Linked DNA regions of Mus musculus: regions 2, 3, 4, 5, 6 and 7 are each linked to region 1. The links are chromatin loops, found by intact Hi-C in ENCODE. Cell type or tissue: left cerebral cortex. All regions are shown on one strand. Each heading gives the region's core, and the rest is flanking DNA. Links, peaks and the distances in the headings are about the cores only. Region 1 holds the start of Mir1952 (microRNA 1952). Region 2 overlaps Gm14061 (a long non-coding RNA gene). Region 3 overlaps LOC102636024 (a long non-coding RNA gene). Region 4 holds the start of Btbd3 (BTB (POZ) domain containing 3). Region 5 overlaps Gm14061 (a long non-coding RNA gene). Region 6 overlaps Gm14061 (a long non-coding RNA gene). Region 7 has its middle 30 kb from the start of Gm14061.

What was found. A loop is a pair of places that touch in the nucleus more often than their neighbours do. Peaks named below come from ENCODE experiments on the same cell type or tissue, not always from the same donor. Only the 100,000 strongest peaks of a DNase experiment are listed, where the experiment ranks them.
Region 2: a loop joins it to region 1, with 12 times the contacts of the local background. A loop is called at or near these places in 2 of 42 quality-filtered maps.
Region 3: a loop joins it to region 1, with 16 times the contacts of the local background. A loop is called at or near these places in 3 of 42 quality-filtered maps.
Region 4: it touches region 1 in a loop (7-fold over the local background); 2 of 42 quality-filtered maps call a loop at or near these places.
Region 5: it touches region 1 in a loop (10-fold over the local background); 2 of 42 quality-filtered maps call a loop at or near these places.
Region 6: a loop joins it to region 1, with 9 times the contacts of the local background. A loop is called at or near these places in 2 of 42 quality-filtered maps.
Region 7: a loop joins it to region 1, with 5 times the contacts of the local background. A loop is called at or near these places in 2 of 42 quality-filtered maps.

What each region holds. Positions count from the first base shown.
Region 1 is chr2:138,818,186-138,822,646 of GRCm38, forward strand. It overlaps Mir1952 (microRNA 1952), which reads left to right and starts at 1,744; the gene lies at 1,744-1,822. In left cerebral cortex, for the core only: no CTCF peak of the experiment used is centred there; DNase peaks (open chromatin) are centred at 2,000 and 2,488; H3K27ac peaks cover 2,738 bases.
Region 2 is chr2:138,615,715-138,620,175 of GRCm38, forward strand. All of the region lies in intron 3 of Gm14061 (a long non-coding RNA gene), which reads left to right. Among named protein-coding and RNA genes, the nearest start is that of Gm14061, 37 kb to the left of the region's middle. In left cerebral cortex, for the core only: a CTCF peak has its summit at 1,790; DNase peaks (open chromatin) are centred at 1,990, 3,298 and 3,667.
Region 3 is chr2:138,473,616-138,478,076 of GRCm38, forward strand. All of the region lies in intron 2 of LOC102636024 (a long non-coding RNA gene), which reads left to right. Among named protein-coding and RNA genes, the nearest start is that of Gm14061, 110 kb to the right of the region's middle. In left cerebral cortex, for the core only: no CTCF peak of the experiment used is centred there; DNase peaks (open chromatin) are centred at 2,495 and 3,088; H3K27ac peaks cover 1,324 bases.
Region 4 is chr2:138,278,033-138,282,493 of GRCm38, forward strand. It overlaps Btbd3 (BTB (POZ) domain containing 3), which reads left to right and starts at 461. Exons shown (of 4, transcript NM_145534.2): 1 at 461-1,225; 2 at 1,717-1,807; 3 at 2,341-2,459. The coding sequence starts at 876. In left cerebral cortex, for the core only: CTCF peaks have their summits at 371, 1,810 (motif pointing right), 2,554 and 3,679 (motif pointing left); DNase peaks (open chromatin) are centred at 444, 931, 1,283, 1,844 and 2 more places; H3K4me3 peaks cover 3,910 bases; H3K27ac peaks cover 3,279 bases.
Region 5 is chr2:138,742,998-138,747,458 of GRCm38, forward strand. All of the region lies in intron 5 of Gm14061 (a long non-coding RNA gene), which reads left to right. Among named protein-coding and RNA genes, the nearest start is that of Mir1952, 75 kb to the right of the region's middle. In left cerebral cortex, for the core only: no CTCF peak of the experiment used is centred there; a DNase peak (open chromatin) is centred at 1,987; H3K27ac peaks cover 340 bases.
Region 6 is chr2:138,708,330-138,712,790 of GRCm38, forward strand. The region is part of intron 5 of Gm14061 (a long non-coding RNA gene); the gene reads left to right. Among named protein-coding and RNA genes, the nearest start is that of Mir1952, 110 kb to the right of the region's middle. In left cerebral cortex, for the core only: a CTCF peak has its summit at 2,182; DNase peaks (open chromatin) are centred at 662 and 1,110; H3K27ac peaks cover 1,512 bases.
Region 7 is chr2:138,548,597-138,553,057 of GRCm38, forward strand. No RefSeq gene overlaps it. Among named protein-coding and RNA genes, the nearest start is that of Gm14061, 30 kb to the right of the region's middle. In left cerebral cortex, for the core only: no CTCF peak of the experiment used is centred there; DNase peaks (open chromatin) are centred at 2,778 and 3,110; H3K27ac peaks cover 617 bases.

The DNA.
Region 1 (4,461 bases), core at 338-4,337:
TATAGGTGGTTATTAGGGTCTCACGACTTTCCTCTCTCACAGTAACCACCAACAAAATACTGTTAGTATTCCTTCCACCCCTGACAATCCCAAATGAAGCATTTCCTAACCACCGAGTAATCTATATTAAGATAGACTATTAGTATTCCCACAACTCAAGAGGCGAGCCCTCATGGATTAAACCAAGACTAGACTGGTAGAGAACATGTCTTTGTTCTATGTGATATATACATATTCCCACTTTTTAAAAATCATTACTTGTATCAGAAACCAACTCCTAATGTTAGTGGCTTCAACTAAGAAATATAATTTTTATTCACCGTAGTGTATTGTGGCTTCCTAAGTACCAGGCATTTGTTCAAAGACTTATCCTCCTTCCATCTGTGAGTCGCTCTTTCTTTTGTCAGCATGTTCTCTACTTGATAAAGCTGGTAGGGTTTCCAATAATGGTCCTAGAAGTGAAGACCTTGGATTCACAAACATTGCACTAAACAGATCTAATATATTTATACAACAGAGACTAGACAGTAAAGGTGACCTACGTGTTCAAGTTTGAGTGCAGAAGAGACCCTAACTACACAAATACTAACAGCCTGTGAAGAAGCAGAGCTAGGAAGTTGTCAGGAGTAGAAGCATATGTGTAGAGAAGATTATTTTCCCATATCCCATATCACCATACCAACTATGCAAAGCTCTCTTAAGAGTAAATTGATAGGGTCATAGTAACTAATACAGTAGCCCTTGAATAAAACATAGTTGCTCTAGACTGACAAGGTACAAGGGCATTTTCGTTGACCCAAAGGCAATCAAGAAATAATGTATGACTCTCTTGGCCTTTTTGCTGTCACTCTGTCGTCTTCTTCATGCTCCTCCTCTCTCCCCATTCCCCTCCCCCTCTCTCCAGGTGCTCATGGCTGGTCCTCTACTCTCTCTCTCCCTTTCTCTGTCTTTACTACCCTCTCAACTCCTTCCCATGCCCTGAATAAACTCTACTTTATACTAAAAAAAAAGGAAAGAAAGAAAGAATGTGTGTTAATAAACATGTTCTAAATTCTCACCTGGTAGTAGATAAGTCATAGGAATAAAGAAATTATGTGTGGGAAGGGGTGTAGGGGCTAGTAAGGTTTAAAACTGAAGCTGAATGCCTCTCTCAGCCCCTCAGAATACTCATAGACTCTAAAGAGGTAAAGGTTCTCATCCTGACTTGAACTTCTTTCTGCTTTCTCTTTTCTACTTGTTTTCCACAGTAAAGAGGCAACCCACATTGATACTGTTTCATCTGAAACACTAGGTATCTACAAAGGTCTGAGGTTTTTCTAGGCTATCTACTCGATCTGAAGTTGATGCTGGCTCACAACAGGGGCGTCACCTGAAAGTTAAATTGATGTTAGCCTCAGGAGACTATGAGGTTTTTGCCTCTAGTAGGGGGTGTTTATGGAGATGGTTGCTTCATCCACAGTGCCTGACCCTTTGGTCTCAACTGGTACAAACGTGAAGGCAAATCTCCTCTAGAGCAGATGTTTGAGCTGGAGTTGGCTGGAAAGTTGGGCAGCATTTTAACTCTGCACACTACCCACTTCCTCACTTCTTTACAGGCCCATATCCCATGCCCCAGAGCATCCTCTCATCAAAGTTCTTCTAGACCAGAAGTCCATTTTCAGGAGATGTGAATACAAACAGGATGAAACACAAAGTCTAAATAAATGTTGGTATTGAGACAAGGCAAATATTGCAGCCACCTATCCCTCTCTTATTGATCTCCACCCTCCTTCTGTGCAGGCTTATTTCCTGCTCCAAGGTGTGGATGACAAAAGAGATGGAAGTATGGGGGGGCGGGAGGGCACACAGAGGCTTTCATAAACCCTCTCTGCTTTTCTGCTGCTTCTCCTGTTCTTGCATATCCCCCACTTCTGCCTTCTGTTAATGCTAATTCAAGGTCTAAAAATAGATTTTTCTTCTTTGCAAGGCAGCATATAACATACTTCATCCTTTTCTTCTGTTCAAAGTTTGTGGTTTTCTCTGTCTGACTGCAATCTCCTTATGTTGTAAGAAAAAGTCTGAAAGGACAGTGCATGTGAGTGTTCCTGGGCATGCACACATGCATGTGTTGTGCATGTAGGTAAATTAAGTATATGCATATCTTGACACAATGCAAAAAGATTTAGGAACTTATTTGCACTTGGATTGCAGAGCACTGTGAAAGAGCTTGGAATATGATTAGGCTTCCTATTTTCCTCCAACTTCGGTCACCAGATCACATCATCTTCTAAAATTATCCAGGTATCTCAGATGCCAAAGAGTTTCCTGACTATAATTTTAAATTCATAAGCACCATTTCTCAAAACTACGTTTCCCGAAGGTTCTAGAGACCTGAGACTATAGCCACACACGGAGTGAGCATCTTCCACTCCAGATTGTTGTAGGTGTAAAATCCACAGGCAGATTGTCCCCCAGGAAAGGCTGCCAGCCAAGCCATTTCACTGGGGATGGAACTTGGGAGGATGGTGAGTCATGTAACTGAGAAGAAAGTGGCTGATGGCTAGAACATAATGAGCCAAACACCCTCTTAGGATGAGGATGGAAGACACACGTTTGTGGGCCACTTTCAGCCTCTCATAGCCTGCTGACTTTTGTTAAAAGTGTATCTCTAGCCCCACATTGTTAGAATTGTCACCAAGATACATTGCATGTTATATAAGAGCAGTGTCCCTGAAAAGTGCTTATGTGTTGCTCTTCCCCATCATTCCTTGGATCTCTCTGTCCTACAGGGAGTCCAGGAAATGAAGTCCTCAGCTGGGAGGCAGTCATTTGGAACTCTGTAGCTCCCATCCCAGGGCAGGGAATGCAGATGACCCTGGCCTTTCCTTGTTTGACTACACAATGTGATTTTTTTTCTCAAACACTTAAGAGAAAAGCATCGAGGAAAGCAAACCAGGTCCAGCAACTTCTTGGCTGCAGAGTTGTCCTACTTTCTTTCTTAGAAGTCACTGCGGCTCTTGCTCTCTTCCCAGTCACAATAGATGATAATAAGAGCCTGATTCCCTGTGTCTGCTCTCACTGAAGCCATGGGAGAAAGTAGCCTCTCTCTTCTCTAGGATCTTGGAGCACAAAACACCTTCCCCTTCATGCCTGATCAGGTTCTAAAGATCCACCTTCGGCTTTTCCTTCCCCATTAGCATACCCTCTCCACTTTGGCTTAAGAGCTTTCTGTAGTGGAATGCACCTTTAATTCCAGCACTCAGGAAGCAGAGGCAGGAGGATCTCTCTGAGTATGAGTCAAGCTGGTCTATCAGAGAGAGTTCCCAGATAGCAAGTGCTACATAGAGAGACACTGTCACAAAGCAAAAAAGAAAGCTTATGTGATCTCTAAATTCAAGGAATTCCCAGCAAACTCTGAACCCCTCCAGCATGAAGTATATTTTATAGCTGTGCTTATATCTTTCTCCCTAGCTGAGTACCAGGACTAGGTAGCAGATCAATGACAAATTATTATTAAATTATTTCATACAGCAAGGTATCTTCTTCAGTAGGAATGATAAAACACATTTCAAAGCTCTGAAATCATATACATACAAGAAATATTATACATATATATGTAGTGTATTATTTTTGTTGGATATTTCATTTATTTACATTTCAAATGTTATCCCCTTTCCTGGTTTTCCCTCTGCAAATCCCCTATCCCATCCCCCATCCCTGTATTGTTTTACATACACATTCTTAACTTAAACTGATTTAAGTTTCTCTCACTCAGGAGCTATCTCAGATCCTAAAATAGAAAAAACATACACATTCCAGTTAATCTTGAAATGCCTTGGCTAACTCAATGACTCACATTCCTCAACCTTTCCCTGCTACCCTAGGCCCAATTGAGGAAATAACCAATGGCCACTTACCCCAAAACTCACATGGCTGCATGGCCTTTTCTCCTGCTACTACTGTGCCCCCTCCTTCATTTTCAGTTCCCTGATTCTCACTGTGTCCTACCTGTAAAACTCTGTGTCCTACCCTGTGCTCAACCATTGGGACTGAGCCATTGGGACTATCTATTTATTGATAGATCAAAAACCAGCTGGGGGCAAGGACATTCAGCATCAGTAAATAAAAATTCCCAATTAAATCAAAGCATCAGAACCACTCTTCTACATACAGATACAGATATGGACGGATATGGATACAGATATAGTTACAGATACAGACATAGACACAGATACTGTAAGACTCTAGTGAGCCTTAGCTTAGCAGGGGACCCGCTGAGTGAACCACATGGGCCTGGGAATCAATGCAAAAAGCAAGAGGAATTTATTGTTCCAATGAGTTGGGGCCATTCTACACCTGAAGGATTGATGGTAATCCCCCACCTCCCAGCCCATTTATTTGGCCAGTCTTTATAAAGTTTTTCAGAGTAGCAGCCATTAGGCAAATTGTGATTGGCAGAACAGTGTGACTTTTAAATTGATT
Region 2 (4,461 bases), core at 139-4,138, 200 kb before region 1:
TGTCCCCCCACTGGTCCATTTCTTTTTCTGAGTTAGCGCCTCTTCTATTGTATTTATTCACATCAAAAATGATAAGATACCAGCCACCTTGTGGGGTATCTGTATATAAAGTGTGGTTGACAGGGTCTGCTATATATTAGCTTCTCTCCCTGTGTATGTTACTTGCTCTCAAGTCAGCTTTATGGATTAAGTGAAGTGACAGTGTTCCCAAATGTTTCCCCAGGAGGTAGAAGTTATTTGGGTTGCTAAGACATATCACAAGGCCCAATAGGCCCTTTGCCTTCAACTGCTGTTGATCACAATTCAGATCCTTATTAATTTGACATCTTTGAAGAATGCAAAATTAAAAATGAGCCAGGAGAAAGTGAAACAGGAAAGGAAGATTTTATTCCAGGCCACTGCATTTAGGAAGAAATAAATTTGAACTCTATTACATTAAGCAGAAGGTGGTGCGGTATCAAGGAGTGCTGCATGGCTTACCCCATGGAGCCTCCTTTTTATTCATTACAGATAAAGAAGACAAAGATAGTGCAAAGAAAGGACTCCATCTTCATCCAGTTTAAGGATACTGTGTATTTGTTGGAGTCATTTACAGTATCCTGGGCAACTTGAAGGGCAAGTATATCACCTGAGAGCCTGCAATGCAGCCTATAAATAGCTGCACCACCACCACTGGGTTTCCTCTGTTCAGAAATTGCTTTCTGCCTATGCATTCTCTGAGAAAGGGAAGCCTTAATGGTTCTCTCTGCATCCCCCCTCCCCCCTCTTTGTGAGTAGATTAATACATGTGATCCCAGTACTGAGCTCTGAATCGCGATGACAACAGTCACATGCAACTCAATGAGAGTAGGTACACAGCAAAAAGATAAGACAAGAAGCCATTGTAGGTCATAGGCCGTAGCTTGGACTCCCAAGGTCAGTACATTGACGGCTAGGTCTCTAGGTTGGTGCTCTTGGGAGTGGTACACTTCAGGAGGACTTAGGTCATTTGGGGACATGATTTTGAAGATCTTGTCCTCTCTACCCTTGCTTTCTAGTGGTATCACAGATAGGTTTCCTTCTCGCAGTGTTCTCGGCATGATGTGTTGCCTCACCCTGGGTCCACAGCTAGTATCTCCTCCTGACCATGGACTAAACCCCACAAAAATATACACCAAAATCAACTTTCTCTCCTTTGAAGATGATTAGCTCAGGTATTTTGTTACAGTAATATAAATCTGACATAGATTAAGAGTATTTACTCACGATCTTTACCTAAAAGGAGTAGGAAAGAAAAAGAAAAACAGTCTATTTTCAAATGCAAGCAAATACTCCCAGTCTCCATGGCTCCATGGCAGAAGGTAGTTTTACAAATTGAAAGTCAAGTTGCTATTCCCCGATATATAAGCTGGAACCTGACATACTTGAGAAAGATTTTCCCAGGCTGGAAAACTGGCAAGAGGCTTTAAAATAGAATAATAGCTCAAAGGGAAAGGATTTACAATGATAAGTTGTTTGAAGAAAACATACTCAGAAACGGAAGGTCAGCGGATTAGAGTCAGGAAGAAGTGTGTACAAGTTCAGCCAGACTGATGGGGCATTAAGCCCCCTTGGCCAATGCAATCTTTTAGAGCTCCACATTGAACTGTTTCCATATAGGAACTAACAAACAGGATTCAGTAGCTGGCCAGTCAGAAACTTTGCATTTAAGAGGATTTCTAGTAGGGTTTTGAGCCTGTACTGAGTTACTACTTTAGACACTAAATAGTACCCTAGTGGACGTTCAAAATGCCTACTTCACAGCCGTAGATACAGTAAACAGAAAGTTTTCCATGAATCAAGACAGGGGCATTTAAAATGTTTAGAGCAAATAACATCAGTCAATGAGCCCCAGGCAAACACAGGCTTCTTAAATCCCAGCAACATATTATGTGTTTAGGTTCTTACGCATCTATACATTCATCTCTCGGAATAACACGTTTCTTGGAATGTATTTTTATTTGGATCTGGTGGTGCAGATGGTGCAGGGAAGTGTGAGTCCCTTAGGGGATTGAGAAAATGTGGGAGTTGGGACCGGAATAAAAAACAAGGAAGAAAGACCTATGTAGATAGTTAAATAAAATTAAAATATTGTTGGCAATAGGATCTGAAAGGCAGAAGAGAAAGTCCCCTTGAAAAGTAGAACACACACACACACGAACATACAGATATACATGCATGCATATGTACATATATATATATGTGTACACAGATATCCATGCACAAATATGTATGTATGCATGTATGTACATTATATATATATATATATATATATATATATATATATATATATATGTGTGTGTGTGTGTGTGTGTGTGTGTGTGTGTGTGTGTGTATGTGTCTGTGTGTCTGTGTGTCTGTGTGTCTGTGTGTGTCTGTGTGTCTGTGTACATCCATCCATGTATACAGAAGGCACAAATACACAGATTTATCTAGATAAACCTCCTGCACACTTCCTTGGGGAAACACAATGCCACCTTCTCTTTTAGATAGCACTTAATCTCTCTTGTCTATAAAATGGACATAGTACATAGAAGACTTGATTCTTTTGGAAGGTTGAATGTCCTAACAGGCATATCTCAACCCAGCATAGTTGACCATGTGGCTCAACACAAGAACCTTCTTAACATATTATGATTCTTTTGCAGTTTGCTTTGAATTGCAAGGTTCTCAAATGTGAACTTTGTGCATAAAAATGTCCTATTGCAGTGTCAAAGGGTTAAAAATGGCTGCAAGGCCTAAAGCCACCTAGCCCTGGTAGCTAGCAGTTGAGAAAAGATGGTGGGTGAGATTTGGTAGAGTAAGAAACTATCCTGGTTTACCCAAAGCAAAATGATTACTAAGAACTGACACTTCAAGTCAGTGACTCTGAACCTGTGGGTCAGAGCAATTTTGCCAACCTCTATCTCCAAAATGATTACATTACAATTCTTAAAAGTAGCAAAATTATAGTTATGAAGTAGAAACAAAAATAATTTTACGGTTGGGGAGTCACCATAATATGAGGAACTGTGTTAAAAGGTCTCAGCATTCGAAAAGTTGAGAACCACTGTTTCAAGGGCTAACATCCAGGCAGACAAGGAAACTGAGGAGCATGGGTCAAGACAACATTTTGTGTGGGCTACTATAAAGGAAAATCACAACCAAAATGATCTTACTTTTCCTGTAACTCAGACAGACTTATTCCGGGATAAGAAACTAGTGCAGCCAAGTTGCTTAGCTTTCAAAATGAAAATTGTCTCATCTGAAACTGGGAGAGATTTTTGCCTTAACACCTTGCAAGCAGTCCAATTAGTTAAGACAAGACTATGAATTGAGATTCCAAATGAGAAATTGTACCTTTCCAAAACCCAAAGGGAGTATGTAATATCATCTGTTTAAAAAAAAAAAAAAGACACGCAGAGATTCACCCCTTTAAAAATAAGTCACTTCTCAGAATAATTAGGCCCACATCTCGTCGTTCTATCTTAAAATTTCAGGTATGCCTAAATAGCTATTTGGGAGCTATTACAGAAAATTGTAGATAAACAACAGAATGGGTCAATTGTAAGAACATTAGTGTTGCTAATGTGTTATATGCCATCTAATTCAGATAGTAACACTTCTCAAAGATGTAAGTCTTGGTTTTGGCTTTTCAAAAGAACAGAGCCTAAGGCAAGGATATTAGCAGAGATAGTTTTCTTATGTGGGATCCTGGGAAGCACATGCTTGGCAAAGGAGAACTTGGATATGGAAGAAGAAAAGCCAGCAGGGCTGTGGTGAGGAGCCAGCTACTGCTGTGGAAAACTGGGGCTCAGTCCATTGAGAATCAGATGTATCATGTACAAATTCTCCTGTCCTTTTTTTATTCACAATGAGAATGATCTAATTTGAATTTAAGTGGCTTCCTTCTTGAACCGACTAAAATGCTGATAAGGTCCTGACAGTCTGTGCTTTGGGGTTTCTAGCTGGGTGACCATTCATGGCTAAGATGGTGGGTTTCATTTCTCGCTGTGTAAGATCTGCAAAAGTCAGGGGAGCAAAGGCAATGGGCTACAGTTGCATCACAGGTGTCCTTTGAGGCATCCCAGCAGTTCTGCATGGAAAGCATCTACTGTGGGATACAAACGATCTTTAAAAATGATAAACCGTTAAGATCTACATTTATAGACTATCAATGGAGCTCCGGAGCAGTTGCAGAGTGACTTTGAATTACAAGGATTCTTATTAGGCCAAGAATAGCAGCTAGGATTCTTTATATCCACCCAAGAGCACAGCTGTCCACACCGAATGTGTTAGTACCGTCCACTGGCTTTCAGTGTGAGACTGCTTCAAATACTACTTAATACTCGTGTGGGAATTAGGCACAACTGCTATCTGCTCATGCTTGGAATGCATACTTTAACTTGCTTTAACTTAAGAATTTCATTACAGAAAGCTGAAGCCTGGAGATAGAGATGGTGA
Region 3 (4,461 bases), core at 175-4,174, 340 kb before region 1:
TGCTTTATGCTGGATCATTTTTGATTTCTGAGAATAAAGGGAGGAAATGGTTCAGAGCTGGCACTTCTCTAAACATAACCTCGTGTCATTCTCAACAGAGAATAACTATTCTGAAGAAAGAGCTGACAAGAAAAAGGGCCACCTTCAGCTCCTTCCCTCCCCACACCTCCTGTTTTTATGGTGTGGTGGGTTTGACTGCTAGTTTTGAAAAGGTAGAACTGAATATTTATTTTTTACAATTTATAAAACTAATATAAAATTCCTATGTGCTTGGTAAATGCTTTATAATTAATACACTGCAATTCATGATATCATCTTACCACAATTTGAAAGCACATGTTTTATTCAATATATTTACCCATACGTTATCCATTTTAATCTTCAAAGATCCTAGTAAAACAGTTATTGGTATTCCCATTTTATAGACGGAAGGAAGTGTTCAGGTAGGTATATTAATTATTATAAAGATGCAACCCATGGAAAAGAGGGTTGGTGTTGTTTCTTCTGTACGTACTTAGCTCTGTTTTCTCCAGATATGATTTTCTTCTGAGATCATCCATCCCTTAGGAAAACATTTCTTCCTGCCTCCAGGTGAAATCTATGGAGTAGCTGCAGGATGCTGAACATTCAGTCATGGACGTCAATGTCAATCATGGTTGACACTGATGTTACAGCTATGAGATCCATGGCTTTAAAAGAGTCCCATGATGTGAGAATGCCATCAGCACCTGGACAAGTTGTCAGGCAAGGGAAAATAACCATGGTTAAAAGTAGCTGGTTCCTCTGTGTGTGTGTGTGTATGTGTGTGTGTGTGTGTGTGTGAGAGAGAGAGAGAGAGAGAGAGAGAGAGAGAGAGAGAGAAGGGTGAGGGAGGGAAGGAGAGAGGGGGGAGAGGATGAGGAAAAGGCGAGGGGGAGGGGGAGAGAGAGGGAGAGAGAGAGGGAGAGGGAGAGGGAGAGGGAGAGGGAGAGGGAGAGGGAGAGGGAGAGGGTGAGGGAGAGGGAGGAGACCAGTTCATTCCAGCTTTTGATCTCTTTCTTTCTTTTCTTCATTTCCCTCCTCTGTTCCCTTCTTCCTTCCCTCACCCCAACTCTAACCCTGTCTCCCTCCCTCCATGCCTTCCTTTTTTCCTTCCTAAGGAAGCAACTCCCTATGTCCCCATAACTGTCTTGGTACTCATTACATGGAGGGCTATGCCCTAAATCTTGCAGTGGGCGTCTCGTCTCTGTCTCCTTAGTGTTAGAGTTTTCAGCCTGTGCAACCACACCTCACTTTCGGCAGGTTTCTTAGATTACCTGCAAAGTTTCTCATTCATTTAAGCTAAATTCTCTGGTTGGAATTTGTCACTTTCAATTAAAAAAAAAATCCCTCAGATGTCCTTGCTGGTAGATTGCTTCATCTAATCCATGCAAGAAAAGCACAGATAGGTCCACCATTAGCACAGTTTCAGTTCTGGAGTTGAACTAGATAAAATTATGCTCATTTCAACTAATCTACTGGGAAAGCTAGCAGGTGCACACAACCCAAAAGCAGAGCACATCTTTCTGTCTCTGTCGCTGTTTCTATCTCTGTTTCTCTCTGTATCTCTGTCTTAGTTTCTCGGTCTCTCTCTGTCTTTGTCTCTGTCTGTTTCTCTGTCTCTCTCTCTCTTTGTGTGTATATGTGTGTGTGTGTGTGTGTGTGTGTGTGTGCGCGCGCACTTGTGCGCATGTGGTGTGACTCACTCTCCCTATACAGCCCAGGCTGGCCTTGAACTCTCTCACTCATTATACCTCAGCCTCTCAAGTGCTGGGGTTCTATGGTGTTCCATATCATTCCCTTCCTTCTTAATGCAACTCTAGTTTTTTTCTTCTTCTTTTCCATAGTTTCTTGCTTTTGTTTGTTTGTTTTCAGCTTTTATTTTTTGTTTTAACTGATGAAGGCCAGAGAAGATAAAACAATGCAATAGATGAGATACACTCAATTGCGTGATTTGATACAATTTTTAATATCCTGAAAATCAAAATCTCCATGTGCTATAAATATGGCATTATTTTAAATTTAATAGTTATTTCTGATAGGTTACTTCATCTCCAAGACATTTCTACTTACTGTGTACTTAATGAGCACTTATTTTGTTGAAATCCTATCTTTGGTGCTAGAGAGCTGAACAGATGCAGAAGATGTGTTGGCTCTATACTAAACCCTCCATTTTCCCCTCCCATACTCCATTGCTTCTATTTTTTTTTCTCAGCTGAGTTGAGAAAACTTCTCTTACACAAATCTTCTAAAATCTAGGTGAGACCCTTTGCCTCAGTCATTGTGCATTGCCTGCTGTTGCTCCTTCTCTTGAGAGGGTTGGTTTCTGCCTCCAGGAATTGCACCAGTACAGACATCTGCAGACAGTGCCTTCTTCCGGAGTCAGCTTGCGAAGATGATGAATCTTGATGCCATTCTCATTATGCAGCTGTTGTGAGCCCAAGATGGAGGTAAACTTCTGACAAGCAAAAAGGCTGTCTTCTGCTTTTCCTACCCTGCACATGTTCCTCTTTGAGAGCATCCTCACTTACTGAGTGTCCCCTTGCAGGACTTGTTGGATAGTTTCTTGATATCGTAGCACAGAGATTCATCTGGAAAGAGGGAACCTGAATTAAGAAAATGACTCCATCAGACTGGCTTATAGGCAAGTCTATTAGCCATTTTCTTAATGATTGATGTGAGAGGGCCCCACTTACTCTTGCTTCTGGGTTATAGAAGAAAGCAGTCTGAGCAAACTGTAGGAAACAAGGCAGTAAGCAGTGTTCTCCCATAATCGTTGCAAGTTCCTGAATCCTGATCCCTGCCTCTGGTTCCTGACTCTCCTTCATGATGCACTGTAGTGCCGATGTAAACTTAACTCCTCCCCTTTCTCCTTGCTGCTTTTGTCTCAGCAATGGAAGGCAAACTGGCACAGGCATCCCCTGTTTTGGACTTCTTGCTCTCTTACATATTTTTCACATAAAAATCATGTTTATCCTTCCTACCAGCCTCTGTGCTCACCAATCACACACTTGCCAACTCTGTGGTAAATGAGCAGAAGCTGCAGCCTTGTGGTGTTGGGGTTTGATGCTAAACATACATACCCCATAACGTATGCTGCTTCATAACTGGACAAGCTGGTACATCTGAGGAGAGGCGCATGTCCTGCGTTCCCTAAAATAGTATAGCAGCAGCTGCACTAATTTTAGATAGGAACAAAAAAGGCCTGTGGATGTAAAGGCTTTGCTTTTCTCTACAAAGTCAGCTTGTGTGGAAAAACTGGCTAGAGATAGGGAAAATTAACAATGTTATAATTTTCACATAAACTAAAGTAAATGAAAGATCTACAGAATAGGTGTTCTCTAGTATTAATAAGAATATCTAGTTGAGTCGTTTGGACTGGAGAGGGATAGAGAGATGATAGTTGGGTCTCATATTCACAGCCAATGAGTGTTGAGTTGTGAATAACTGCCAGAATGTTTTCTCAATAAAAGGGCAAAGACTGGAGGAGAAAAAAATGTAAAAATTGATAGTCAGCTTGGGGGAGTTGCCACATGAGAAACTGGAACACAACCAGCATTGGAGTAAGAAGGCCGAGGGGAAGAAGACAGAAAGGGCTAGGCAGGGAATTTGTTGACAATATTTTGTTTTTCTAAGTTTGGTGGGCAAGTTTGGACAAAGGGAAGATGTCTTTATTGGGTGCATATATTATGATAAAAGATCGCAAAGGTGCCCATTTATTTTACTCATCGATGAGATGTGTATAATCGTTGTCTTACCTTACATTTGTGGGAACCAGACTTAAAGGGAGCTAGCTGGCCTGGCACGAGCAATGAAAGGCATTGACCTGAATTTTCACTAACGGACTTGATTCTGTGCCATGGCATACTGTGTTGTGTACTTGGCCAACTGCTCTCTGCACCTTTGTGATCTTCTGGTATCTTCTCTACCCATAGAACTGGAAATCTGAAACTCTTATATGTCACAAATGCTTTATAGCTAATTTTAAATCCAGTTGTCCAACTTTAATGACTTTTAAGCAATGCTGTGAAGTTATGAGTGTCTGTCATATTTCCAGTGGTAGTTGCCCCTTTCTGGAATGTTGATCCATTCTGACTTCTCAGCAGCAGGAATTGCTGAACATGTCTAAATCCTGTGACTCAGTAACAAACATGATCTTGCAGGTTTTAGCATGGACCTTCTCAGCTTCTACCTTTTCCACCCAGAGCACACACATTTGCTAGGTTAGTTATCACTGGAGTCTTTCTCCTTTTCTTTCATTGGTTCAGTTGTCTTCATTAAAGCTTACTCAGATATGAGGTAAAATGATTGAAATAATTCCTCTACCCTACTGACTTTTGAGATGACTGTTAACTTTTGCTTCAGCAAGCATATGGTAATAAGTCAAATAAAGACTACCTTCTAGAATAATAGTTCACAGCTATTTCCTTTTAGATAGCATAT
Region 4 (4,461 bases), core at 244-4,243, 540 kb before region 1:
GACTAAAAAAAGACCCCTCCCCTCCCCTGCCGTGGCTGGGCTTAAATGTGTTTGGTTTAATTTCAGTACGTTGGTTCCCTTTGGCTTTATAGTCTAGGAGATCCTGTTCAAAATACTTGCAAGTAAATGCTGCTAGGAGGAAGATTGTTGCCAGGAAGAGAGATTAGACATATGTGTTCCCATTCTTTGTTAATGGCTTTTGCTTGTTTTGGTTGAAATGAAAATGTTCCTGTACTAAAGAGAAATAAACCCCTCCCTTCCTGTTTGCAAATGTCTTTCATTTGCTGTTTATCTTAATTAAATATACAGTAGAAAAGAGAATGTAACTGCTGCTCCTTTAATATCAGAGCTGTGCATGCTACAATAGGTGTCACTGTTTGGCTTCATCCAATCCTGATTGGTGGCTTCAGCTATTGGCTCGGAGCTCTGGCTGTCTGACTCCGTCTGCAGGGCTGTAATACCTACTCTCCTCTCCCGATCCATTCACCACACAACTTCACCGGCCGGCCGCGGCCGTACTGACTCGCTGGGCTCGCCACATCTTGCTAACCTAATTCAGAAAGCAAGCGCCTCAGCTCTCTCTCTGCCTGCCTCCTTTGCTCAGCTTTGCAGGTGATCCAGAGAACGGCTGGTTTTATGCGCAAGTAAGAAAACCAGGAATCATGATGGGAATGTATTTAACAGATCCGGTCCTGGATAAAACTTAAAGCCAGTTTCTCTTCAACATAGTGAAAAGGTCACCTTGCCTGGCTGGGAAAAGCAGGAAGAAAGCAGCCTGCCGGTCTCTGTTAACATCTTAGCTCCGGCTAGCCTCTTTGCCTTGATGTTTGAGCAGTTTTGCGAGATCTAGCTCTAAAGAGAGACATCCTGTACTCATGGTAGATGATAAAGAAAAGAACATGAAATGTCTCACCTTCTTCTTGATGCTTCCAGAGACAGTAAAGAACAGGTCCAAAAAAGGTTCAAAGAAAGCCAACAGCAGCGGTGGCGGCGGCGGCGGCGGCAGCGTTGGCAGTGGGAGCAGCAAGTTGCCCCCAGTTTGTTATGAAATAATTACCTTGAAGACTAAAAAGAAGAAGAAGATGGCTGCTGATATATTCCCCCGTAAGAAGCCAGCCAACTCCAGCAGCACCACTGTCCAGCAGCAACACCAGCACAACCTCTGTAACAACAACCTCATCCCGGCCCCCAACTGGCAGGGTCTTTATCCCACCATCCGAGAAAGGTAAGCGCCCTTGCTGGCAGGCTAGCGTGTTTACTCTCAAAGTTTGCCGGTGGTGAAGTCTCTGCTTTTTCATGACTGTAATGCAGTTTACCACGAATCCCTGCTCCTCTTCCCCAGAGGCTCTACTGGTAATGGAAAGCTGCCTTGTATCTTTTCCAAAGCAGTACAGCTGTTTTCCTCTTAGATAAAAATATTTTTGCAAGCTGTAACATTTAAGCAGCAGCTTTGTGTCTGTGGAGCACAGAGACAGGAAACCCTTCATTTGTCCTAAGCCCTGTAAAAGTTTAGTTAACTTTTAAAACTTGAGTTCCTTGCCATGTGTCTGCAGTGGTTTCAGGCAGTGGTGTGGCTGGACCCTTTGTATGCTCTTTAGCTGGGAGTGGAACGCTGAGCTGTTGTTGCTTAGCTTAACTCTGAAGTTTTGCATGTTGGGGAAAGGGCTGCTAAGAATACAGGCTGTTGTGAATTAATGACTCGCCTCTTGTTTGTAGAAATGCGGTGATGTTCAATAATGACTTGATGGCAGACGTACATTTTGTGGTTGGGCCACCAGGTGGGACTCAGCGGTTGCCAGGACACAAAGTAAGCAACAGCTGCATTACCGGTTTAGTCCTGAGATTTACATAGAGGGACCCTGTCAGCACAGAGCTTGGTGTGGGCAGGCAGCCCGCCGGCAGCCACTGCATGGTTCGCCCAGTTACAGAGAATATAGACCTTTGGCCACACTTCATTTTGTCTTTGTTTCCTTCTACACGGTTGTATATATCACCCAGAAATGTGCGCTTCTCACTCTCCAGGGCTAGGAAATGTTGTAACTGGCTTGGAAAGTCCTCTGTTTACTGTACCTATAGAAATCCGATAAAGAGCCCATGGTTTGATTTATTTCCCAGTGGGGTGGGGGTGTATATTAATGTCAAAGCTTTGAGATATTGATGGAGAGCCCACTTTGTGTGACAGTCTCATGCTCCCTGTCCAGTGCACCATAGCCTGGCTGTTTACGACGGTGGGCTATGTACCTTACGTGCCCCCGGCCCTCAGTGGCTAGTGGTTTTGGGGATTGACTCTGCAAATGCTTTCAGTGTAGTGTGTGAAGGGAGCTCTCCCTTTCTCCACAGTACGTCCTCGCTGTCGGGAGCTCAGTGTTCCATGCAATGTTTTACGGAGAACTCGCTGAGGACAAAGATGAAATCCGAATCCCAGACGTCGAACCTGCTGCCTTCCTCGCCATGCTGAAGTAAGCATGATGTGTGTGTTTGGAAAGAGTTTCTTGTGCTGTGTTCCTGCTCTGCTGGCCTCTCAGTCAGATCTGAGTTTCCTGTAAGCGAGAGATTCTAAAGAGAGGGGGTGCTGCTTGCCTTGTAAATGGTCTTAGAACCGCTCTTCTGTGCTCGGGGAAGTCCTATGGAATGTCGCAGGCAGTTAGAGCCATTCCTTAGCCTAGAGCCTAGGGGCAAAGAGCTCACGTGGTGAGCTGCTTTTAGGGACATTTTAAAAGAAAAATAGCTTTCTGGAATAAACACTGTTTAATAGGGATGTTCTCCTTCTGAAAGCAGGACACTTTAAGGAGGCTTCAGAGAAATAGACCTTTACTTCACAATGAGAGCAGTGATGTACCTTGTTTAGCTAGCAACACTAGGACGACACATGCCTTCTGTGTTGTCTAATGCCACCAGAAGTGGAACTTAGTATCTCATCTTTGACTACATATATTTTACCCACAAAATTGGACATGCAAATTTTTGATGAAGAGATTTTTGAAGGGATTGTTTCCTATAGTTGTCTGTAGATTAATACAAGCAATTTTAAATTAGTAATATAAAAACGTAAAAAAGATTGGGGTAGTCACATATTTACTTAAAATTTTTCATATCTTATAGATACTTTACAGACTCTACTGCATGTTAATCGGGTCCTGGGAATCATCTTTACCAGGGTCTAATGCTAAACAGTGAGATTAAGCCTAGTTATTATAAGTTGTATTTATAAGGTTTTTCTTAACTGTTCAAGGCTATATTTTGATCTGGGAATTTCATTTCATCGGAATAAATTTAAAAAACAATGTTTTTGAAGAAAAATTGCCAAGTGGGTCAAAAAGTTTGACAATATTCTTACAATTTTTAAAACAATCATTATTTTTTATTTACTGCTTACTGAAAAATAAGTTCTAGTCCGTTTCAGAGTTTTTAAGTATGTAATTCCCTGGTCCTGTAATGACATTGAAGCCTAATTGAACTAGACCGTTCCCAGTGGGGAGCGGGAGCAGGGAGGTTAAAGGCAGTGAGCGTGTGAGTGACCATAACAGTAACTGCTTCGTCACTTCTTAACCTTCAGCATCAGTCCATTAGAGACACCACCGAGAAACCTCTCTACCTGCTTGGATCCATGCCCTTCCTCACTGCCTGTGAAGTCCGCTCTGCGTGTGACAGTGCCATCTGTTGTTGGTAGAATGCAGCCCTAGTTAGCAACTTGGCCTCACTGAAGTCCAGTAGGGTGTTGTTTCCCAGACACATGTACAGTCAGGAAACAGGAGCAGGAATGTCGGAAAGTTACATCTTGATTGTTTGCCAAATATCTTCTCTTGTAAATAGATGTATTACCTAGAGCATATTAGTGCAGTTTTTAAAAATTATGGAGTCAGGCGGGGTGGAAAGAACAGGGCGTGAGTGAGGTTCCATTTGCCTTGTTGGGAACAGCAGTAGGAACTGAGGCTTCCCCTCCTGTGTCCTAGGGGAGTAGCTGTACTCAGAAAAGGAGTGGCAGCTCCCTGAGTTCCAGGGTGAGGCTACAAATCCAGCCCATATTCTGGATGCTCTCCTAGTCCTGGCCCTAGGCAAAGCACAACTGTACTGCAGCTGTGTTGTCGAGTGGTCTTGCCGGTGTAACCGGCTTAGCCTATAGAGAAGACAGTTTCCTGGAAGAAAGTGTTTATTACTGAGGAACCTTTTGGCTTGTTTATGTGTGTTTATGTTTTCTTTTTTTCCTTGCGAAAGCTAATCTTGGTTTCTTAAGTTAGGTATGTTTTACAAACATGAAATAAAATTACTATAAAAAAAATCAAAGTACCCACTGCTTTAGCTTAAAAACTTTGATAAATTTTCTCAGTGTTGTCATGGGCAGAGTTGTCACTGATTATCCTTTTGTCCTGTAATATAAGATTGCAGGTCGGTTCCACCTTCACTGTCTCAAGAAACTCCCACCATTCCCCCAAACAACAAGAAGTATTTCATCTCCTAAGA
Region 5 (4,461 bases), core at 355-4,354, 75 kb before region 1:
GCCTGAGGCCACAGAAGCAGCAAGAAGCTGCAGGAATCTCATGAGATGTTCTTTGCTAAGTTTCTCTCCATGGCATCACCACAAGTGGAGCTCAGCAAAACAAGGTAAGGCAAACCAAGACATACATGTTGTTACTGAAGAATAAATAGTGAGGCGGAGCAAAGCAAAACAATGTTCAAGCTCCCACTCTCTGACGAGTCATATTTATATTACTTCTAAATATCATGTGTCCTTTTATGTGTTTGCTATAGCAAAACATCCTTTCACCTGTGTCTTCTTCAAGAGAACATTCTTTTAAGTGTCTGCTTTTGCAAAACATTATCTCACCTGTGTGCCCTAGCAAAATATCATTTGACATAACTGCCTTTCCAAAGAAACCAGAAGTTTCCACCTCACAAATGTGTATGTTTACTTTAATAAATACACCTGCTTGCACATAGATATACAGAGACTCCTGAGATGAAATCTCTATGTTTTCTTTGTTTGAGGAGAGCATTATTGAAATTACTTCCTGAGTTCTCTTTATGTGCTCCATGTAGCAAAGCTTTGTCTATTCCTGTGTCATCATTAGTCTTTGTTTTTTTTTTACTTTATATTCACTAAAATATAGTTTCTCTTAATTCTCTCATACACTTCACCAGGTACTCCTTGGAGAAGAAGGACTGTTAAACTAAAAAAAAAAAAAAAAAAAAAAAAAAAGGACATGAATAAACAGCTATGCTTTGTATACTTTCATTAGCTATTACTATATATTTTATTAGCTTTGCTTATGAATTGTTACAAAATATGTTATTGTTTTGGAACTTTAATGCACTTTCATTTAGATCATAATCATACCTCCAACACCTCAGAGTCTACTTCCACAGCCTTAACCCAACCAATGGCTGTTTCTTTATTGGTTTTGTTTGTTGGTTTGTTTGTTTATTCATTCATTCATTCATTCACTTTACATCTAATCACTGTCTCCCCTCCTGGTACCTTCCTCTCACAGCCCCTCCCCCTTTTTCTCCTCTGAGAGAATGGTACCCTCCCACCCCCACGCCCCACCCCTTTCTGGATATCCCCATACCCTGGCACATCAAGTCTCTGCAGAGCTAGGTGCTTCTCTCACTGAGGCTGTACAAGACCCATGTGAAGACCAAGCTGCACATATGCTACATATGTGTGGGGTTGGGGGTAGGTCCAGGCTGTGCATGCTCTTTGATTGGTAGTCAAGTCTCTGAGAGCCCCTAAGGGTCCAGGTTAGTTGACTCTGTATTCCTGTGGCGTTTCCATCCCCTTTTGGGTCCCCACTCTTTTACCTAGCTCTTCCATAGGAGTTCCAAAGCTCCATTCAATGTTTGGCTGTGGGTGTCTTCATCTGTTTAACTCAGCTGCTGGGTAGAGCCTCTCAGAAGACACTCATGCTAGGCTCCTGTCTGCAATCATAACAGAGTATCGCTAGTAGTGTCAGAGATTGGTGTTTGCCCATGGAATGCATCTCTAGTTGGGCTGGTTATTGCTTGGCAATTCACTCAGTCTCTGCTGAACTCTTCATTGCTGCATATCTTGTAGGATAAATTTTGGAAAGTTTTGTGGGTGGGTTGATGTCCCTATTGATCCACTGTGGTTCCAGCCTGAATACAAGAAGTGGCCTCTTCAGGTTTAATATGCCCACTGTTGTGAGTCTCAGCTAAGGTCACCCCCACTGATTCTTGGGAGCTTCCTCTATTCCAGGTCTCTGGTATATCCTCAAGATCTCCCCATTCATTCACATGTTCATCTGGCTATCTGCCCTGTCTTTCCCCACACCTGATTCTGACCTCGCTCAGCTCCCTTTCCCATCACCTGTAGCACCCAGTTCCCTCCCTCCATCTGCCTCCTGTGACTATTTTATTGCCCCTTCTAAATGAGATTCTTAGAACCTTCCATGGGCCTTCCTTCTTTTTTAGCTGTTTTGCGTATGTGGAATATAGCAGCAGTGTTGTGTTTTATAAAAAAGGTAGACTGTGTGTGCCAGGATATTTTTGGAGAGGCAAGTATGGTGAGGCGAGAGGGGATGTCTTGGCAGGCCCACGCTGAGACATCCCTTATCCCTGAGCTACCAGCCATATGGCATGTATAGTATATAATAGATTATTTAGGACATGGGAAGAGGAGTTAAGAATGCAGGGGAAAACGAGAGAGAGGGGGGGGGGGGAGAAGAAGGAGGAAGAGGAGGAAGAGGAAGAGGAGAAGAGGCCAGCCAGGAATACATAGAGGGGATGAATGTATGTATGTATGTATGTGTATGTATTCCATTGTATTTCATTGTGTAGATATACCACATTTTCTTTCTTTCTTTAAGGGGCATCTAGGTTATTTCCAGGTGAGAGAGTGAGAAAGGGGTCAAAGAAAGAAGTGGCACAGAGAGAGAGAGAGAGAGAGAGAGAGAGAGAGAGAGAGAGAGAGAGAGAGAGAGAGAGAGAGAGAGGCAGGCCAAACATCCTTCTTTATACTAAGCCAGGCCTACCTGGCTATTGCTAGATAACGGTTGGTCAGAGCATAGAGGGAATGCTAACAAGCATAATATCTATGGATATTTTATGGATAGTATCCACTTCTCAGTGAGCGCTTATTGTAGGAGGAACAGTGCAGCTGTCTCTGCTTAAACACTGGGGCCATGCAGCCACAAAGGCATCTCCTTCAGGAGGACCTAATTGAGAATTGCCTGAGAGACCAAAGATTTCTGATACAGACAATGCCAGCCAATCTGGAACTACTGTTTAGAAGAGATACTTTCACAGGACCAATGGAGGGTATTAAAGAAGTTTACAACAGCTTTCAGATGAGCTTACTATTTCATTTCTCACCTGCCTCTGGAGTCTGTGCTATTGATTCCAGGGAGGTCCAGGGCACACATACCATGCATGTTCTTTTGAGTCTGGGTTACCTCACTCAGGATATTCACAAGCCCCATCTATTTGCCTGAAACATTCATGATGCCTTTGTTTTTAATAGCTAAATAGTTTTCCATTGTGTAGATGTACCATGGTCTCTTTATCTATTCTTCACTTGAAGGACATCTAGGTTGACTCCAGTTTCTGACTACTACAAATAAAGCCACTAGAGAAATAGTTGAGCAAGTGTCCTTGTGGTATAGTGGGATATCTTTTAAGTATTTGTCCAGGAGTGGTAAAGCTGAGTCTTGAGGTAGAACTATTCCTAGTTTTCTGAGAAACTGTCAAATTGATTTCCAAAGTGGTTACACAAGTCTTCACTCCCACCAGCAGTGGAGGAGTGTTCCTCTTATTCTAAGTCATTGCCAGCATGTGTTATCACCTGATTTCTTGATTTTAGCATTTCTGACCAGTGTAAAATGAAATCTCAGAGTTGATTTGATTTTCATTTCCCTGATGACTAATTACTTTGAACATTTCAAGTGTCTCTCGGTCATCTAAGATTCCTCTATTGACAATTCTGTTTAACTCTTTACACCATTGAGAGTTCAATTTGTTTTGCCTAAATATTCTCAGGTATGAGGCCAACCTCTGGAGAGTGGTGGGTCTACTAGACAAAATACCTTTAAAAAGGACTCTTCTCCATCTTTCAGCAGTTATCAGTTGCTAATGAATTCTTAGCTAGAAGTGGGACTTTATGCCTTCTTGTCCTTTCTATGCTGGGATGGGAATGACAAGAGACTGTGTGTAGACCATGTGCAGCTGTCAAAACCACTGTGAGCTTATATGTGTAACTGCCCTTCCATGTCTATAAAATACAGGTTCCTGGTAATCATCCACCCCTCAGACTCTTACAGTCTTCCATCCCCTTCTTCCACAGGGATCCTGAGCCCTGGGACCAGTAGTCAGAAGTGTGAGCTAAATATCCTATTTAGGGCTGAGCTCTCTGCAGCTTTTTCTCAGTAACTTGACCATTTGTGGGTCTGTGCTAATCAGCATCTATGTACATGAAAGCTTCTCTGATGAGAGTTGATAGATGTACTAATCTTTAACATGTATGTACGTAAAATATCCATACACATAAAATAAAAATAAATATTTTTCATAGTAACCCAACACCATTTTTCATTGGATAGAATCTATACCTAGCATCTTGATAAGAATCTGTGACTTGGTAGGTCATGGACACTAGGGGAAAACCTACTGCTCTTATTCTGTTAAATGGACATAATGTTAAGCTAACTTATAAATTCACTAGACCAAGGGCCTGTGCATGCAAGGCAACGACTCTAAAAGTCCTACCTTTGAGCTGTACTTCAACCTGGTATGACTTATATTTTCACACCCTTGTGTGGATTCTAATTATGACACTTCTAATTTTAATAAATACATGCATACATGTGTGTATGTATGTATGTATGTATGTATGTATGTATTATTTGCTGGTAGGAAATAAGTCCTCTCACAGTTCTGCCTCAGGAACATTTTCTTGTTGGTTAGTGCATCTTGTTTAAGTTTATTTTCTACCCAGTCACATGAACAT
Region 6 (4,461 bases), core at 161-4,160, 110 kb before region 1:
ACCCTATGAAGATATATTGGACAGAGTTCATTAGTCTAGATACATAGGTCAAATTGTAGAAGACAACAACCCTGTAATTCCAATGCAGAAGCATAGCAAAGGTGTGATTCTTGCTTGTAGAATACCCACTATGCTTTCAAGGAAGAACTACTGTCCCCTAGGAATCTGTCCGTTGTGCAGCCGTTCATTACACCAGATTAACGCTGCGTCATAGTATTTAGCTCTACCATAAAAAAGATGTGGCATCCTGTTCACCAGAGCAAACTGAGAGAACAGGGAGAAACAGGCATAGGCTTTCCAGAGAACATCTCTGTCCTCTGTCCGTTGGCCAGCACCACCCACAGCAAAGGGGAAGGGATATTTACTATTTCTATGTTCCTGGAATCAGACCTTTATAATCCCAAAGAAACAAGTTTACTCATTTTAGAAAAATTCTAGCTTCCAAGTTTTAATTTGCACCCCCTCATAATCTCCAGGTGTTCTGTGTCCACAAAGGAATAGATCAGAGAGCCAGTATTTCCTTTTCTTTGTGCAGAACAGAAGGGCACCGTGGCTGGCGTCCCTAGGTCATGATTTATTGGTTCCTCTGAACCACTGCAATGCTGTATTCTTTCAGGACACTCAGAAACACAGCAGGCCTTTTTAAGAATCCCAACTGGCTCCCAGGCTGAATACAAGAGGAGGAAAAAGCATCAGTTGAAATGGAAATCTGCACATACCAAAAATAGACCTCTCATGAGGGTTGTCTTGAAAAAGAACTCAGGGCTAAATAGTTCTGGGTGACATATGTTGAATCATTTAAATTTTGTTTCCCTCCAGTTTAGCCAGGAAATAAATGAATTTAAAACAGTGAAAGAAAAAAGAAAAGAAAATATTTTAACTTTAAAAGCCATCTCAGGAATTTCTCCTGAATTACGGTAACCAAACATTGGTCAGCCCAAGTTATTTTCCATTTCCCCTTCATAGTTCTGACACATAGTTCCACAAAATCCTGTCAAATGACAGTGCTATAATACTATTTTTGTCCCCACCTCTCCATGTCACCTGGTTCTCCTGTTTGGAAATGTGTATCTAACCTTCACTCTGCTCTGTTCTTTCTATCACTAGGACATCCAGGTCCCCTTTCCAGGCTCTCAGCTTCCCAAGCCTTTCTCTGTACTTGCTCCAATGTATGCAGTTCACACTTTGTGAAACACTGCCCTTTTCTCTGGGATCTCCTCTAAGTGGAAGCAGTCTTAATCATACACTGGCAAGCTCAATAGATGTAAGTATGGTAGGCTGGCTTTTCAGAGAGGCCATTTGGTCCTTGACACAACATTTTGCTTTTGGACTTTGGAGCAGAAACGTGAAGCTAGGTTTAGGTCCACTTTGTTGGTTGTTTGGATTAGCATGACTTTCTGACCTGTGAGGCTAATGTTCCTTGGCCTTCTCTGATGATGCCATTTTATCCATCTACTTAGAAATGCATACTAAGGCTGAGTCTCCATGGATCACAAAGCTAAGCCACCTGGCGTGTTGCTTTGTTCCCAGGTTGAGCTGGGACCACAATACATTCCTATCTGAGAAATACTTGGAAAGTTCCTATGAGGATATCCATTCCTAATCCTTCTGCTGTCCTCCATATTTCCACACTTCTTTGCCATGTTGCTTTCCTCAATAGAGGGATATTGATCTTGATCCTGACCACTTATATTCTTAAGACAGTATTTGATTAGAGAGACATCATGTACCGAATGTGTAGCCATGTTCTATAGCTGGCTTAACTAAAATCTAACTACAAATTCACCTTAAGAGGAACTTTCTTTTTGTGTTTTATATACTTTCACAATGATGGAAATTGCATAGAGACTTAAATCTGACCATAAGCTATGAGTCTTTCTTTGCCCACGCATACCAGGAAATCCACTCAAAGTCAGCTAAAGGTGTTCTCACCCTTCTCCATTTTAGCAAAGGAAGGAAACACATGTTTCTATAGATCAAAATTTATTTTTAGAAGGAGGAGGCATTAGCACAGTTGAAAAGCAGTCCAAGAGGAGACAGACTTGTAAGAAAAGTTATACGTGGACATCCTCAAAGACACATGGGGACTGAAGGGGTCTTTGCTGATCTTGAGGAACAAGCAACCACAACACCAGGACAAAGTTGTATCCATCAAAACATGATAATGAAAATGATCATACAACCTCCTGTAAGCTATTGGGTACACAGCTACCCTATAATATAATCATACAGCCCCCCCCCCCTGTAGGCTATTGGGTTCATGGCTACCCTATAACATTGACAGTCCCTCCACCTACAGATACTCTTCTGCTTTTAAAATTACAATAGTGCTGTTCACCAGATGCCGTGACTTTAACATAGCCTAAAGATGAATAGCATAGTGTTGCAGGTAAGAGAATGTGCTCTGGGACCTAAAACTTGGGTTTTATGTTCAGCTCTGTCATTTTACTGACTTCAATATTTAAGCTCTCCAGGTCTCAGTTTCTTATGTGAATAGGATCAGTTGTAAATTATATTTCATAAAATCATTAGAGATTAAATATTTTAAGCCACACAGAATACTTAGGACACCATCAGGAATTAGCATGTTCTCAGCAGGCATTAGCTATTTTTATTATTATCATCATTATTTAATGAAAATTGAGGGCATGTAAGTCCACAGTACACTGCTGGGTACCCTGTGGAGAATTTTGATGAATATAAGATGTGGTTGCTATCCCAAAGGAATATATAACATAATAATGTGTTAATTCTGTGTCTTAAATTTTTGTTGAGTTCATTTACTCATTCAAATAGTCAAAGACATTAATAATTATTTTCAACAGACAAACTAATTGATATGAGAGCAAAACAGATATTAGAAATGGGAACTGTGAACTCAAAAATAATGAATTGCTAGTCTATAGAAATTTCTAAGTATAAGGAAATTTCATCTGAATAGAAGAAGATACATAGTATTTCGTTTTGAGACAAAGTCTTCATAAGCCTTTGCTTGGCCTTGAATTCATTGGTCAGCAGTCTAGTCTTAAGTTCCTTAACCTCCCAGCTGATGAGACTACAAGCATGAATAAACATCCCTAGCTAAGATACCTTTACTTCTTTTCCAATTTGAACCCCTCTGTTTACTTTTCTTGCCTAAAACTTTTGATCAGCAATTTCAGTATTGTGTTGAACAGAAGTGACCAAAGTAGACATTTTTCCTTGTTGTTGAAATGATTTCAGGTTTCACATATTACATTTATTATGTGAAAATACTTTTATACTGTTCCTACTTTGTTGAACATTTTCATCATGAAATAGTGATGAATTTTGTCAAAAATAATTTTTACTCATTGAAAATATTAGACTGAACTATTAACATTTTTGCTAAATTTTGTATGGTAAAATACTCTTGTGTAACTTGGACATGGTATGTACAATTTATGTGTGTTGTTGGGTTTGTTTGTTATCTTTGATGACTTTTGTCACTAGAAATTGGGTCTATTAGTTTTCTTTAGTTGAGTCAATTTTTTTTGGCTTTTATGTAAGGTTAATTCTGACTTTATAAAGTAAAGTGGAAAGTATTATTGCCTAGTCATTTTTAAAAAATAGCTTAAGAAGAATTGACACTAATTATTCTTTAAATACTTGCTGAAGTAAAGGTTATATCTAATCCTGGGCTTTTCTTTGTAATAAATATTTTTTATACAGAAACATACAGGTAACCTGCTAATGAATTGAGTAACAAACATTAATATATTTATTCCATTATTCATCTATTGTTTGACAATCATATTTCAGTATATATGCAAAAATACAGACATATAAATACATTTATTTTTTGTAAATTACTAAAATGTAGGTCACATATAATTACTATGATTACCATGTACTTGTAGAGTCTAAGAATGGATATATTTCCTAGGCATAAAGATTCTATTTTATGTAATTTTAGTCAATCATGCTTTGTATACAGTTTAGAGGACTATCTAGTCTAAAAGTATATATTTAATTTAATTACCCCTCTCTTTAACTTCTTTTAATCTGAGACTTTTTACTCAGCCTTTTAGTCATACTATTGCATTTTCAGATAATCAGCCTGGTTTTACTGTAGGAAAATTTGAGGCCGTTTTCATGATTATATCAAAGTTACACGGTCTTTCACAGAGTAGTATATGCAATGCCCTTGTTACAGTCATAAGCACAGAAAGTACATTTTCCCTCATCAGTGCTGAGAGTTTTGGTCACCTAGTAAATGTAGTATATACTTATTCCTCATCGAAGGGTGATCCAGTTATTCAATTTATCCATATAGAGCTAGAAAAATACCTCTGGAATGAATACAAAAGTGTGTCAAAGATGCATGGTCATGCAACAACATTTTTTAATCATTACAATTTGTCAATCTAGAATGTCTCTTACATGAGCAGATGTTTTCTATAGTGGTTTAAAAGTAATGATATCTCAATAGCTATCAGCATT
Region 7 (4,461 bases), core at 278-4,277, 270 kb before region 1:
TATCCACAGCCTCTTCCTCCTATGGCATCCTTCCTAAGGTGAGTTAACTGGGGTCAAAGAGATGGCTAAGCCATTAAGAACACTTGCTACTCTCATGGAAGATCAAGCATCAGTTCCCAGAATCCACTTGGCTTACAATCAACTGAATGAAACTCCAGTTCCAGGCTTGTGACACTCTGCAGGCCTCCAGGATGCACATGGCATACCTACATACATGCAGGCAAAACACTCCTACACAAAATAAAAGTAAATAAATCTTAAGAAAACAATGAGGTAATTATCATTCATCAGAAGGCTGAATTCTAACATGAGCCAAATTCTCTATGTCTGAGGCGTTTATATGATACAACAAGTGGAAAATTCTAAACCTAATCTCATGTGACATGATGCCATTGAAATAGTCATTTTTTTTACCCAAACTCTTTTCTTTTGATCTGCTAAGTCAAGCTGCTGAATTTGAACCTTTATCCAGCCTGGCCTTCAGAAACCTGCTTTACTAATGCCTGTGAGAAGCTGAATGAAGCTCAGGTCTTCCTCAGGCTTGACTTCAGTGGTTCTCTACCATGAGCTCAGCAGGCTCAAACCTGTGCTTCAGTTCATTCCAATTCACGGCATGTGGTGCAGAGTCTGCAGGTCTCAGCTGGCAACAAAACTCTGATTAGTGAATGAGTTTCTGACTCATAGGATCCACACACTCTACTGCCTCTCAAGATCTTTTTTATTTAATGTCAAAATGGCCTGGAGTCGAACTGTGCTTAGATGTCAATATGGTTGGTAGTTGAGCTCTGTGTCAGTGTTGACTGTAAGTAGGCTCATAGATCTTTGCTTTTAGCCGTTTTGTGGGATATAGGGTTGACTAGAGTGGAAAAAAGAGAGTCTCAGGGGGTTAATAAATCGGAGAAGATGGGGTGTTTGCTTTACAGTGCTGATGACCAGACTTTTTTTTAAATTAAATTGTTTTATTTATTTACATTCCAACTGTTGCCCTTCCTCCCAGCTGCACCCTCAGAATTTTTCACCTCATCCTTCCCTCCCCTTTGTCTCTGAGAGGGTGCTCCCCCCGACCCCTGCCAACTATGCCTTTCCCCACCCTGCAAGTCCCTTCCCTGGGGCATCAAGTCTTTATAGAATTAGGTGCATCCTCTCCCACTGAGGCCAGACAAGGCAGTCTTCTGCTACATATAAGCCAGGCAGGGCAGTGTGTGTGTGTGTGTGTGTGTGTGTGTGATGGGCCAACCCATGTATACTCTTTGATTGGTGGCTTGGTCTCTGGGAATTCTGAGGGGACCAGGTTAGTTACTGTTCTTCCTATGGGGTGGCCATCCCTTTCAAGTCATTCCATCCTTTCCCTAACTTTTCCATAGAGGTGACTGTCCTCATTCCAATGGTTGGCTGGAAGTATTTGTATCTGTCTCTGTCAGCTGCTGGTAGAGCCTCTCAGAGGATAGCCACGTTAAACTTCTGTCTGCAAGCACAATATAACATCAGTAATAGTGTCAGTGTTTAGTGCCTGCGCATGGGATGGATCCTAGTTAGGCCGGTCTTTGAATGGCCTTTTCTTCAGTCTCTGCTCCATTTTTGTCCCTGCATTTTTTTTTTTAAAGACAGGATCCATCCTGGCAGATCCTGCTTTTATTATTATTATTATTATTATTATTATTATTATTATTATTATTTGTATGTATGTTCATAAGAGAAATTGGTTAATAAGAGTCTTTCCTGAATTGGTATGATGGAGCAACAAATATTAAAACAATAGTTTTAAAAAACCATATTTCTATAATCAGGTACTTATAAAGAACAACTGATTTTTCAAATTGAATGATTTTATAGGCGGGAATTCTGCTTAGCACTTTTGCAATGCGTAGAGTCCCAGTGTCATTAGAACATAATATTCTGCTATTGAAACAGTTTCACTTAAATGGCAAGAATATACAGAGTTTACCACAAAGACAAAATGAGAGGCATAGGACTTATCCTAAGTAATATAGAGTTAAGTAGGGCTACAGACTAGCAAACAGGTAAGGAAGACACTGTATGAATACTGCCATAAGAGGAGAGCCAATGCTCCAGGGGCCCAGGACTTTGGGGTGAATAGCGCGCACGCGCGCGCACACATATACACACACACACACACACACACACACACACACACACGCACACGCACACGTGCGCGCGCGCACACACACATTGTCTATGCATGGGTATATGCAGGAATACTTATTAACATCACACAGTTCAATTACAACCAGAGACATTCTTTTGAGATGTGTTCGCCTCAAGTACTGATCTGCATTGGGTTTTGAAATAAAATTTCTTTTTCTTCTTCATTGGAAAGAAAATATTTGGATGAATTTTTCTATTTTATGCCAACACAGATTAAATAATGAAATATGTTTCTGGATCCTGAAAGTGTAAGTTAATGTATTTGACAAGATTTCTGTTCAGTTTTGCTAGTTCAGATTCCCTTTCCCCTAATTATTCATTTTCTGCAAACTTCCTTTTTATTAACATATGTTACCTTGTACATTTTTCCACATGTCTATTTTATCAATGTTCTTTTTTTTTTTTTATGTCAAATGCTACTGGCTTGTGTTTTTCTTTTATTTTCTTAAGGACTGCAGTTTCTCTGTAGTCTGTCCTTACAATCTATAAAGCATTCTGGCCTGGAGGACTTTCCACAAGTCATCCCTGTGTAGGAGGTGCTGTTACTGTTGCCATTCTTGAGATGACCCTGGGGGAGCAGGTAGGCTATGTAGCTTCCACTGGGTTTTAAATGAGCACAGGCAGCTTCAGACCTACTGTGTGTGGGTTTAGCAGCAGTTCCTCTTAGCAATCCTAAAATATCTCAGATAACTGCATCTTAGACATACATAAATTATCTGGCTCTAGAATGCATGAATTTTCTTGTTCTGTTTTCAAATTCACTAATTGCTCTTTTTAGTTTTCTTTAAATTCATTTAGTTTCCTTCACATTTCTCCTTTAGATAGTCCACGTGCAATGCTTCTTTCTCTTTTAGTTTCAAAACCAACGTTCCGTTAAATTTGGCACAAAGCCGCCTCCATATGAGCAAGCTGCAACCTAATCTAGTGTATAAATGAGCTGCAACTGAACTGCTATATTCTTGCAATAAGTAGCCAAGTCTCTGCAAACCAAGCAGCTGGGCTCTCAGCTGATCACAGCCTGCTGACTGCTCAGTGTGTCCAAAGAACGCTTTTCTCCATCCAACTATTTTTACATGTCACTTCCTGGTTCAGCTTGCTACCTGATTCATGAATCTCCTCTCTGCTTAAGTAAATAAACTGCTAAATTTAGTCCATTTAAAGATGTTCTTGCAACAGTAATGAGAGGTTTGAACACAAAACCGAGGGAAGCATGCAGTACCTCACTATCTCATATAAATGGTCTCTTGATTATTACTCTGTGCATATTCTCAGTTATAAGCATTGTCCTCTATTGTGACCAAGCAATTACTCAGAAGCGCACAGAGGCATTAATTTCCAAATAATTAGATTTTATTTGATTACTTTCTTTAGTAATTTCTATTTTTACTGAACAATAATAAGAGTATGTGATTTCTACTATTTTCAACTCTTGGATCTGTTAAGATCTTTTGGGATCTCTTTCAATAGAGAAATAGGGTCTTTACTGAAAGGGAAAATTTTTTTTCAGAGTAAATGAAAACATTTAGCTATGTCTAATAAATATTCAAGACTATAATGTTAAAATTAAGAGCCAAAGAAAAGGGAGAAAAGAAAAATATTGTCTGTACAGTGTTGATTAAAACTAATAATCAACTCCAGTTCCATTTGCATTAAACTTTGTATGTTTTCTTCTTCAGGAGAGCCTTTCCTCTCTATGTGGACTATATTTTATTGATGCTTATTCTGTAGTTTAGAAATGTATCTATTATTATCTATACTTCCTGATAACCTTAAGTTTGTAAAGGACACCTCCTCAGAGGAGAAGCAGCCCCTTTCTCTCTTCATGTGAAGAATACTCCATGGCTCTCATTTTGTTAGACACCCCTCAATTCCCAACATAGTCTCTCACATTTGTTAAAAACCAAGATTACGACTAATGAGTCACTGGTTGAACCACAAACCCCTTCATCTTCAGGAACTCTTTGACACAGTAAATCCCGAAACTATTTCCATATACTTGCTATTTCATTAATGTATCTGAGTTGTTTCTATATTTATGTATTTCTATCCTGCAGTGGAATTCTCCTGAATTTGTGCTCTGTGTGTAATATTTTAGAAAAATGGGTTAAATTGTTTGATCTTAAAATGTCTTCAGATAATTTCAGTAGTGCAGTTCTGCTGAGTATGAAATGGAAATTTTGCAATTCAAAGTGTACAGGCATTTATTTACTTGATAATAAGTATTTACATGATACTTATTATAGTATAGTACTATACAACATCAACCTGGGCACTTTATTGGCTGTGCCCTCTTTG